Linked DNA regions of Homo sapiens: region 1 is linked to region 2. The links are chromatin loops, found by intact Hi-C in ENCODE. Cell type or tissue: IMR-90. All regions are shown on one strand. Links, peaks and the distances in the headings refer to the core of each region. The heading gives the core; the rest is flanking DNA. Region 1 overlaps ZCCHC17 (zinc finger CCHC-type containing 17). Region 2 has its middle 22 kb from the start of LINC01778.

What was found. Hi-C counts contacts between places; a loop is a spot of excess contacts. Peaks named below come from ENCODE experiments on the same cell type or tissue, not always from the same donor. Only the 100,000 strongest peaks of a DNase experiment are listed, where the experiment ranks them.
Region 1: it touches region 2 in a loop (7-fold over the local background); 4 of 110 quality-filtered maps call a loop at or near these places.

The regions. Positions count from the first base shown.
Region 1 is chr1:31,332,791-31,338,167 of GRCh38, forward strand. ZCCHC17 (zinc finger CCHC-type containing 17) reads left to right here. Exons shown (of 8, transcript NM_016505.4): 4 at 4,385-4,485. Among named protein-coding and RNA genes, the nearest start is that of FABP3, 38 kb to the right of the region's middle. In IMR-90, for the core only: a CTCF peak has its summit at 2,421 (motif pointing left); no DNase peak of the experiment used is centred there.
Region 2 is chr1:30,799,527-30,804,903 of GRCh38, forward strand. No RefSeq gene overlaps it. Among named protein-coding and RNA genes, the nearest start is that of LINC01778, 22 kb to the right of the region's middle. RefSeq lists enhancers at 2,256-2,550, 4,790-5,377. In IMR-90, for the core only: a CTCF peak has its summit at 2,389 (motif pointing right); no DNase peak of the experiment used is centred there.

The DNA of each region.
Region 1 (5,377 bases), core at 230-5,229, 530 kb after region 2:
TTTGTATTTTTAGTAGAGATGGAGTTTCACCATGTTGGCCAGGCTGGTCTTGAACTCCTGACCTCAAGTGATCCACCCGGCTCAGCCTCCGAAGGTGCTGGGATCACAAGCATGAGCCACCGCGCTTGGCCAACATTTTGGTGTATTTCTGTATATTCACATATGTGTACACAATTTAATATGTTGAGATTAAGATTATACTGTATATTTAAAATGTGTAGTTTTTTGCACGTAATGGACCTTAAACATTTCCCCATTAAAAAAATATTTTCTATAAACATTTAATGGCTTTATTCTGTCATTCAGATGTACCACATAATCATTTTAAGTTGTTTCCAGTTTTTCACTGCTAACGCTTCTAGACTGGTCATGTTTATCCAGGAGAGAGCTACCTGTACCAAAAATAAAATAAAATAAGTACAATAAAATAATAAAATAGAATTTAAAAAAATGCCGGGTGCAGTGGCTCACACCTGTAATCCCAGCACTTTGGGAGGCCAGGGCGGGTGGATCAAGAGATCAGGAGTTCAAGACCAGCCTGGCCAACATAGTGAAACCCTGTCTCTACTAAAAATACAAAAAATTAGCCGGGCGTGGTGGCAGGCACCTGTAATCGCAGCTACTCGGGAGGCTGAGGCAGGAGAATCACTTGAACCCAGGAGGTGGAGGTTGCAGTGAGCAGAGATTGTGCCACTGCACTCCAGCCTGGGTGACAGAGTGAGACTCCATCTCAAAAAAATAAAAAATAAAATACATATGTGTGTGTGTATGTGTGTGTATATATATAGTTTACTCTCACTGACTCTTAGATATACTCTAAAGACCCATGGAAATTCAGTTGTAGCATAAAATAAATACATTTATAGCGTAAAAGAGCAAAATATTTCAAATTAACTTGCTTAAGCTACTTAAAGACAAAAAAAGTTCATTTGAAATCTTTTGTCATTTTTTCACTGGTTATATGGAATCAGGTGAGAGAAGGACAAGTTTTGATGCCATTATTTCTATGTGGTACTCCAGTAAATAGACTTTCTGTTTTAGGGAAGAAGAATAGTGTTCCCTCAAGTATATTAGGTTCAACATTAATTTCCATCATAACTTTCATTAGCAATAGAGGAAAGAGATGAATTTTAACCAGTAGAGGACAGTTGCAGCCAAAAACAAGTCAAGATGAAGGGCTTCCCCTTTATGGGATCTGAATTTCCTCTTCAAACTTTAAAATTAGGCTAGTTGGCTCATTACATCATAGGGGAAAAAAATAAACCCCATTTGCATGAATTTCACCAAATTTGGAGATTGTGTGTTGATCTAAAATTAAAAACATAATGTATATAAAACATTTTAGAGGCCCCAGAGTTGTTTAGATAGGTAGGCTATCAACCTCCAGAATCAGCTTATGTAGGTATGTGGGATGTAGTGATGATGGATAGAGAAAGTAGTGGCTCCCAGTAGGAGCTCTAAACAGAAAGGGCAGGTATTTTGAGTTTCAGGCATCTGCAGGCATCCATGTGCATCTCTCTCTCTCTCTCTCTCTCTCTCTCTCTCTCTGTGTGTGTGTGTGTGTGTGTGTGTGTGTGTGTGTGTGTGTGTGTGTGTGTGAAAGAGAGAGTGGGAGAATGAGAATAGAGGTGGATAAATTTCCCAAGCAACTTCAGGGAGGGCAGTTATTTTAGACAGGATGACTGATTTTTATTCATTCAGAGTAATTATTTATGTTCATTTTCTCCAGAATTGAAGTAATCCTCTATTATTATTTATTATCGAAAATAAATGAAAAGGTTAACTTGTAATACTATAACCACTGTTGGCATTTCAAGTCATTTCTTTCTAATTTTTAAAATGTTTTTAAAGCATTTGTAATCATACTGTATAATTTTGCATTATGCTTTTGTTATTTAGTATGGGAAAATGCTAGATACCTACAGTACTTGATACATAATAGGCACTCAATAACTATTTACTAAAGAAGGAATTATTGACTTGTTTAAAAATCTTTTGAATGGACCATCAAGCGACTATACCATAATTGACCTAATTGTTATCCTTTGTTGTTTCTAAATTTTCCTGTCTTAAAAATACATTGAATATTTTGATGTAAATCACTTTTCCTGAAGCATATAGTTTTTCCTATGTATAAAGTTATTTTCTTAGGACAGGTTCCCAGAAGCAATTAGGGGTCAAATAAAGTATTAGAACTCTTGGTTGCAAGGGGCAGAAACTTAATTGGGAAACATTTTGGCCAATCTTGTCAGGGGCTTCCAGGATAACTCTCAGTTATGTTTCTCAGTTATGTTTCTGCCCCTTGTCTCTTTCCTCTATTGCTGGGACTTCAGCCTTTGCTGTATTGGGTGCTCAGTTTATACTCCCAGGGCTTTGCTTCTTGTTTACCAGTGCTCTTCTTTGCTTTTCTCTGGCAGACTCTTGCCATCTGGTGGTAAAGATTGGCTTTGGCAATTTTTTGTAGTTTACAATCCTGATTTGTATATGTAAAATGTAATAAGCAAGGTGGTTCTCCCAAGGAAAGGATTTTGGACAGACAGGAAAAGGATGTTTGCTATAAGTGTTTTATTAAATGTTATTAAAATATTATTTGATTTATTTTTGAGACAAAGTCTCGCTCTGTCACCTAGGCTGGAGTGCAGTGGTGCCATCACAGCTTACTGTAGCCTTGACTTCCTGGGCTCAAGCCATCCTCCCACCTCAGCCTCCTGAGTATCTAGGACTACAAGCATGCACCACCACATCCTATTAATTTTTCTGTAATTTTTCTAGAGATGGGGTCTCACTGTATTGCCCAGGCTAGTCTTGAATACCTGGGCTCAAGCAGTCCTCCCAAAGTGCTGGGATTACAGGCCTGAGCTTCCATGCCCAGCAATTATTTCATTTTAAATTATTTTTATTAAATGTGTAATAGTTTATTAGTATTTTATCATTCTTGATAGCCATTGATAGTGACTTCCAAAAGTTTATTCTAGCCTTAGTAATAGTTCTTATTTTACTATCCTTTCACCACATTGAATATTATTTTCTAAATACTTTGCTAATTTAATGGATTAAAAATAGTAGCTTGTTTATATTTCCTTTTTTAACTTAACGTCTATCATAAATATTTTTTGTAATTAATTTAAATGGCTGTTTACTTTTTTATTCCACAGATTTACTATGTTTGCCATGCTGTTTTCCAGTTATTGTTCATTAGGGTTGTTTTATGGTTCTTATATATTTTTTAACCTCTGTAGGTAATAATACCGCAAGTTATTTATGTATTTATGTATGTATGTATGTATTTATTTATTTGTGAGATGGGGGTCTTGCTCTGTCACCCAGGCTGGAGTGCAGTGGCGCAATCTCAGCTCACTCCAACCTCTGCCTCCTGGGCTCAAGCAGTGCTCCCACCTCAGCCTCTTGAGTAGCTGGGATCACAGGTTTGCACCACCACGCCCAGGTAATTTTTGTATTTTTGGTAGAGATGGGGTTTTATCATGTTGCCCAGGCTAGACTGCAAGTTATTTCAGCTCTGTAAGTTTTTTGGCTCTTGTGAGTTTTTCCTTTGAAAAAATTCTATTGATGATATTCTTGCATCAAAGATAAACATCTTTATCTTTTTGCTTTCAAATAATTTTACCAACTTATATTTCTATCAGTATTGTGTAACTACAGATATTTTATCACATCTTTACTAATATGGAGCATTACATTTTTTAAATTTTTTGTTTTTTATTTTTAAAATAAGATTTACAATATTTAAAAAATAGAGATGGGGTCTCGTTATGTTGACCAGGCTGGTCTCAAACTCCTTGCCTCAAGGTATTCTCCCATCTTGGCCTTGCAAAGTGTTGGGATTACAGGCGTGAGCCACTGTGCCTGGCCTATTTTATTTACTTATTTTTTTGAACCAAGGTCTCACTCTGTCACCTGGGCTGGAGTGCAGTGGTGCAGTTGCAGCTCACTGCAGTTTCAGCCTCCTGGGCTCATGCGATCCTCCCATCTCAGCCTCCTAAGTAGCTAGAGCTACAGACACGTGCCACCATGCCTGGCCAGGTTTTTTTTTTTTTGTATTTTTTGTAGAGACTGGGTTTTGGCATGTTTCCCAGGCTGGTCTTGAACTCCTGAGCTCAGGCAATCTGCCCGCCTCAGCCTTCCAAAGTTCTGGGATTACAGGCATGAGCCACTGTGCCCGGCCACTTTGAGCATTATTTTAAGAATGTTTGTTGGTTGATTGGGTATAAAAAGCAGTCTCAATTTGCAGTTTTAAGTTTCACGCTTTTCAGTAAAAATTTTCATTTTTCCCTTGCATTCCCCAACTCTTACCTTCTTATCCAGTTTAGAGTATAAATACCAGATATGCCCTCTGCTTTACGTTATTTCTTCTTCTTGTGCCCAGGTCTGGTCCATCGAACTCATATGTCATCCTGTCGGGTGGATAAGCCCTCTGAGATAGTAGATGTTGGAGATAAAGTGTGGGTGAAGCTTATTGGCCGAGAGGTAAAGTTCTGTGCGGCTCCCTTGTGGTTAGAAAGGATTAGGAAGAGCTGGGATTTTTGATATTTTATGATAGTGAGTGTGTAAATTTTGTTAATTGTGCTGATAATCTTATTTTTAAATCCTGCCATTAGAATCTATTCTGAATTCAAACCTTCTGGTAGACTGTCCTGCAAACTCAGAAGGAATGATATGAGCTATAAAAGTGTGGTGCAATAAGTGCACGTTTGTAAAACTTCCCTCCCTGAAGTTTACCCATAGGGTGGGCCGGAGGAGAGAAAAAAGAACCAAAAAGAGAGAAGGAAAGTTGACCTATGGGACAAGTGTTTATCACAGACTTCAAAGAATACCTGCCAGATACACTTCAGTTTGGGACAAAACAAAAAGAACACAGATAGTTTACAGTCATTTTCCCTAATATCTGGCACCATGCAATGTGCAGAAAGTGAAAAAAATCTGAAGGACCCTGTTACTCACTTGAGGGTATGAGGGCTGTGGGTGTGGGCCGACCACAGGAGAAATAAGAGCATACACTGAGTCCTGTTCTACCAGAGACAGCACAGGAGATAGGCATGAAAGAACTATTATTCAACAATATTTAAGTGCTTAATATGTGCTAGGTTTGGGAGATATAAGAGCGAACCAGACAAAAATGATCCCAGCTATTATGGAGTTAATATAGAATATAAGTAGAGACAATTTTTCTTTCTTTTTTGAGACAGGGTCTCTCTTTGTCACCCAGGCTGGAGTACAGTGGTGCCATCACGGCTCACTGCAACCTCAGCCTCCTGGGCTCAACTGATCTTGCCACCTCAGCCTCCTGAGTATCTGGGACTACAGGCACGCACCACTAAACCTGGCCTTTTTTTTTTTTTTTTTTTTAATTTTTTTGTCA
Region 2 (5,377 bases), core at 169-5,168:
AGATGTCCAGGCACACATGTGAGCACATAGGTGAACATACTTGCACTCTCCAGCAGCACCTACTCCAACAACAGTGCCCCAGACAACAGGGGTCAGGCATGGTGGCTCATGCCTGTAATCCCAGCATTTTGGGAGGCCCAGGTGGGAGGATCCCTTGAACCCAGGAGTTCAAAGTTACAGTGAGCTATGATTGTACCACTGTACTCAGCCTGGGCAACAGAACAAGACCCTATCTCAAAAAAGAAAAAGGGAGGAAGAAGGAAGGAAGGAAGGGAGGGAGGGAAGGAAGGAGGGAAGAAAGAAAGAGAGAGGGAGGGAGGGAAAGACGAAAAAAAGAAAGAAAGGAAAGAAAGAAAGAGAGAAAGGAAAGGAAAGGAAAGAAAGAAAGAAAGAAAGAAAGAAAGAAAGAAAGAAAGAAAGAAAGAAAGAAAAGAAATGAAAAGAAAAGAGAGAGAAAAAGAAAGAAGGAGGGAGAGGGAGAGAGGGAGGGAAAGAAAGAGAAAAAAAGAGAGAGAAAGAAAGAAAGAAAGAAAGAAAGAAAAGAAATGAAAAGAAAAGAGAAAGAGAGAAAGAAAGGGAGGGAGAGGGAGAGAGGGAGGGAAAGAAAGAGAAAGAAAGAAAGAAATAAAAGGGAAAGAGGGAAGGAGGAAGGAAGAAAGAAAGAAAGAGAAGGAAGGAAGGCAGGCTGGCTGTCGAGAGGCACAGTAGGTGCCTTGCTATAGTAGTCAGAGAGACTGCCCCAGGGAGGTGACATTAGACAGGGACCTGAGAGCTGAGAAGGAACAGGCAATGCAACAACTGAACCCAGCAGCAGGAAGAGCCGCGGTGCAGGCTCCCTACTGGAATGAACTTGGTGTTCTCCAGGCATGGAAGGAGGGCCAGTGCAGCTGGAGCAGAGTGAGGAGGAAGGCCTAGGAGCAATAAAGTCAGACAGGGAGATGGGTCCCGACTACCAAGCACCAGAGCAGCCAGCTAAGAAATACTAATACCTTCCGCCCTTCACCCAGGGCCCACGGTGTGCCAGACGCGGCACTGGGCACTCTTCCTGCAGTGCCTCATTCGCCCTCTCCACGCATCTATGCTTCATTGGCCCCATTTGTCAGGTGAGGGCACAGAGGCCTAGAGAGAGGCAGGCACTTGCCTGAGGCCACCCTACTGGGAAAGATGGGTGCAGGCCTGGAACTCCCATCTGCACTCTAAGCCAGGCTAAGCCAGGCCCTCCTTGCCCACCATCAACCAGGAACAGACCGCAGTCTTACTGGCCTTGATGTGATCCATACTGGAAACAAAGGGTCACTTCCTAGCCAAGGCAGGCCTCCTCCTGGTCTTATGGCCCCATCCCTAGTAAACCCAGTCTCCCAGCTGATGGACATGGCATACCCAGCACACACACAGTGCCTATGTACACACACACACATGCACACACACATACACAGCCACCCTGCCAGGAGGATGATATAGAAAACAGTGCTCTCCACAGAGGATGAGCTTCCAGGCATCAGGTCACTGTGGTCTTCCCAAGCTCCTCATCTCATCGAGGGCACAACCCATCATCTAGGCCAGAAGCTTGAGCACTGTCCTCAACTTGCTTCTCTCTTACCCTCCCCATTTCTCATCGCCTATGAAGCCTGCCCATTCTGAGCCCATCCGGGCTTTGGCACCCATGGCTATCTTCTGTTGGGGCTCTAAAGGTAAGGGTCTTTCCTGCTTTCATGTCCTCTCACCTGCCACCACCTTTGCTGGAGAACCAAGGGCCAGGCGATAGTGGCAGCCGCTGGGGACTTAGGAGTGGAGAAAGGAAGAGCTTTAAAGGAAGATCAGAGCAGTAGGGGGGTGATGTCACCAGCCCAGGACACCTACTGATTGATGCCAACATCACCCTTCAAGACACACACACACAAACACACACACACACACACACACACACACACACACACACACACTCATCTTGAGCTCCTGTTTCATGGCTATCAGGTTGCAATGCCGCTGCTCCAAGACAAAACAGGAAATCCCACGACTAAGCCAGCCAGATGGGGCAAGGGGCTGAGAATCTGAAACCCCCTCTGCTCTCTGCAGTCACCCTCCACCCCCCATCCCACCTCCTGCAGGCTGGAGCTCCGTGGCCAGAACCCTCCCTGGGCACCTCCCTACCCCAGGCACTGCCAGCCCAGCCTCTATTGGATTCAGGGGCCCGAATTCCTGCCCTGTGCAAGCTCCCTGCCCCACACAGGGCCTCATGTCTCCATCGGGAAGTCAGGGGTGGGTGATTTCTGAGGGTCTTTCCAGTTGAGATACTCCAGCTTTTATGGACATTTGCCTCCCAAAGACACGGGGGCTGGGAGTCCCCAAAGTAGAAGTTGCAGTCCGCGGAAAGGCCAGCAGAGGGCACCCGCGCTTCGTTTGCAGGAGGTCCGCGTCGAGCGACAGGCGACAGGGTTGGGAAGAACGCTGGAAACGCTGGGGCTTTGCTTGTACCCCTGACCCATTCCGATTTTCATAAAGCTCCGCATAGTTCCACGGGCAGGCCTCTGTGCCTTCGCACATGCAGCTCCCCTGCCAGCCTGCAAAACTCAACCAGGGATCTCAGCCCTAGGGAGGCCTCTCCTGACCCCTCTCCTCTGCTGCCTCTGGATCCACAGTGCCCGCTGCAGATCTGACTCCAGCAGGGACCAACCGCGGGTGGATGGAAGGATGGACGAAGAAAGCCAGCTACAAGCAGCTACGTGGTCGTTCTCTAGAAACAAATAATTTGACGTGGAAAACTGCTGGGGAGGAAAATCATTTTTAAAATGTAAAACACTCACTGAGGTCTAAGGGCTGGCACCATGATCTTACTTAATCCTAACCAAACGCCTTGTTGGGGTGGGTGGTATTACCCCCATTTTACAGAGAGGGAAACTGAAGCTTAAAGACAGCAAGTGGGCCTGGCACGGTGGCTCATGCCTGTAATCCCAGTACTTTGGGAGGCCAAGGCGAGAGGATCACTTGAGCTCAGGAGTTCGAGGCCAGCCTCAAACTAAAAATACAAAAAATAAGGCTGGGCGCAGTGGCTCACGCCCATAATCCCAGCACTTTGGGAGGCCGAGACGGGTGGATCACCTGAGATCAGGAGTTCAAGACCAGCCTAACCAACATGGTGAAACCCCCGTCTCTACTAAAATACAAAAATTAGCCAGGCGTGGTGGCAGGTGCCTGTAATCCCAGCTACTCAGGAGACTGAGGCAAGAGAATCGCTTGAACCCAGTAGGCAGAGATTGCAGTGAGCTGAGACTGTGCCATTGCACCCCAGCCTGGGCAACAAGAGAGAAACTCCATCTCAAAAAAATAACAATAATAAATATAAATAAATAAATAAAACAGCTGGGGGGCTGGGCACAGTGGCTCACACCTGTAATCCCAGCACTTTAGGAGGCCAAGGTGGAAGGATCACCAGAGGTCAGGGGTTTGAGACCAGCCTGACCAATGTGGTGAAACCCCATCTCTACCAAAAATACAAAATTAGCTGGGCATAGTGCCGCATGCCTGTAATCCCAGTTACTTGGGAGGCTGAGGCAGGAGAATCACTTGATCCCGGGAGACAGAGGTTTCGGTGACCTGAGATCGTGCCATTGCACTCCAGCCTGGGCAACAAGAGCAAAACTCTGTCTCAAAAAAAAAAAAAAAACCAGTTGGGCATGGTGGTGTGCGCCTGCAGTCCCAGCTGCTACTTGGGAGCCTGAAGTGGGAGAAACACCTACACCCAGGAGGTCGAGGCTGCAATGAGCTATGATCAAGCCACTGCACTCCAGCCTGGGGGACAGAGGGAAACCCTGTCTCAAAACGATAAAAATAAAAGAGAAAGAGAGAGCAAATACATTGTCCAAGGTCACCCAGCAATGTGGGAAAAGCAGGATTCTAACTCCAGTCTGTTTCACTCTTCATTCTGCTATGACCTAAGACCCAGCTCTGAGCTCAGCCCTGTCCTGATCCCTAGCAGAGTCCTCTGGGCGATCCTAAGGCACAGACAAGTGCAGACAGGTCCCAAACAGTCTGGCAGCCCTGGGTCCGAGGTTTTCCCTCAAAATTCTATCAACTCAACCTAACCCGAATTCTAGCCTAATGCTGACTCTACTAATAAACACTACTATTTACAAAGTGCCATGTGCCAAGTACTAACACTTTGGATGCAACATTTTGTGATCCTCAATAGAACCTGATATGAGGCATAGTATCCCCATTTTACAGATAAGGTGAGTAAGATTCTGAGAGGTGAACGCATTGCCCAAGGTCACACAGCTAACAGATAGCAGAGGCAGGACTCAAACCCAGCACTGTCCATTTCCAAAGCTCAAGTTCTTACCCACAACTTACACTCACTTTCTCCCTCCTCCAGCAGACACTTCACACGGCCTCTCCTCACCAGGCCTTAGCTGAATTCTTACTTGAAAACGTCCCGACCATGCCCTTCTCAGGCCCCCTGACAACAGAGTCAAGGCCATGACCCCAATCTCTGCAGGGGGAGCTTTGGTGAAATAAAAAGGAGCCTCTCTCTCCTCTCCAGAAGCAGAGGGCCCCCCAGACCTTTGTCCCAACCTGGGCTGTGAATCACACACCCCCTGCCTCTGCAACCAATTTACTCTGGGCTTGGGGGAGTCCTTTAAGAGCTCCAAGCTTCCATTTCCTCATCTGTGAACTGAAATACAGGTTGTGTATCCCTTATCTGAAATGCTTGGGACCAGAAGTGTTTGGGGTTTTGAACTTTTTTGGATTTGGGGATATTTGTGTTGTACCAATTGAGCACCCCTAATCTGAAAATCAGAAATGCAAAATGCTCCAATGAGTATTTCCTTTCAACATCATGTCGGTGCTCAAAAAGTTTCCAATTCTGGAGTATTTTAGATTTCAGATTTTCCCGTTAGCGACACTCAATCTATAATAGTATCAGGGCCCCAGGGCTGCTGGGGGCACTCCTGTCACACTCACGAGCTCACTCCATGCTAGTTCCCTTCCCTAAACCTCCCAATCTATAGACCTGGCCGTGGGGGGTCTCCCGCTCATTCATTCACTCAGCAGATCTCTGGGCATGGCTGATCTGTGCTGGGGCCTGAGCTTGGAAGAGGAAACAGCAAAGAGGGCTGGTTAAGAGGCTACCTCTGCAGGGACTGCTTTGCCACTTAAGTGCTGTGTGACCTCAGGCAAGTCATTTCACCTGGCCGTGCTTCCATTTGTCTTAGTAAAATGGGGATAGGCATGCTGCCTGCCTCCAGGGTTATTGAGAAAACTGAAAATCAGGCAGGTAAAGTCTTAGCACGGTACCCAGCACATAGTAAGCCCTCAGTGATGACAGCTATTAGGATATTATTGAGGAGTTTTCAAAGTCTGATGGGGAGAGGGGACG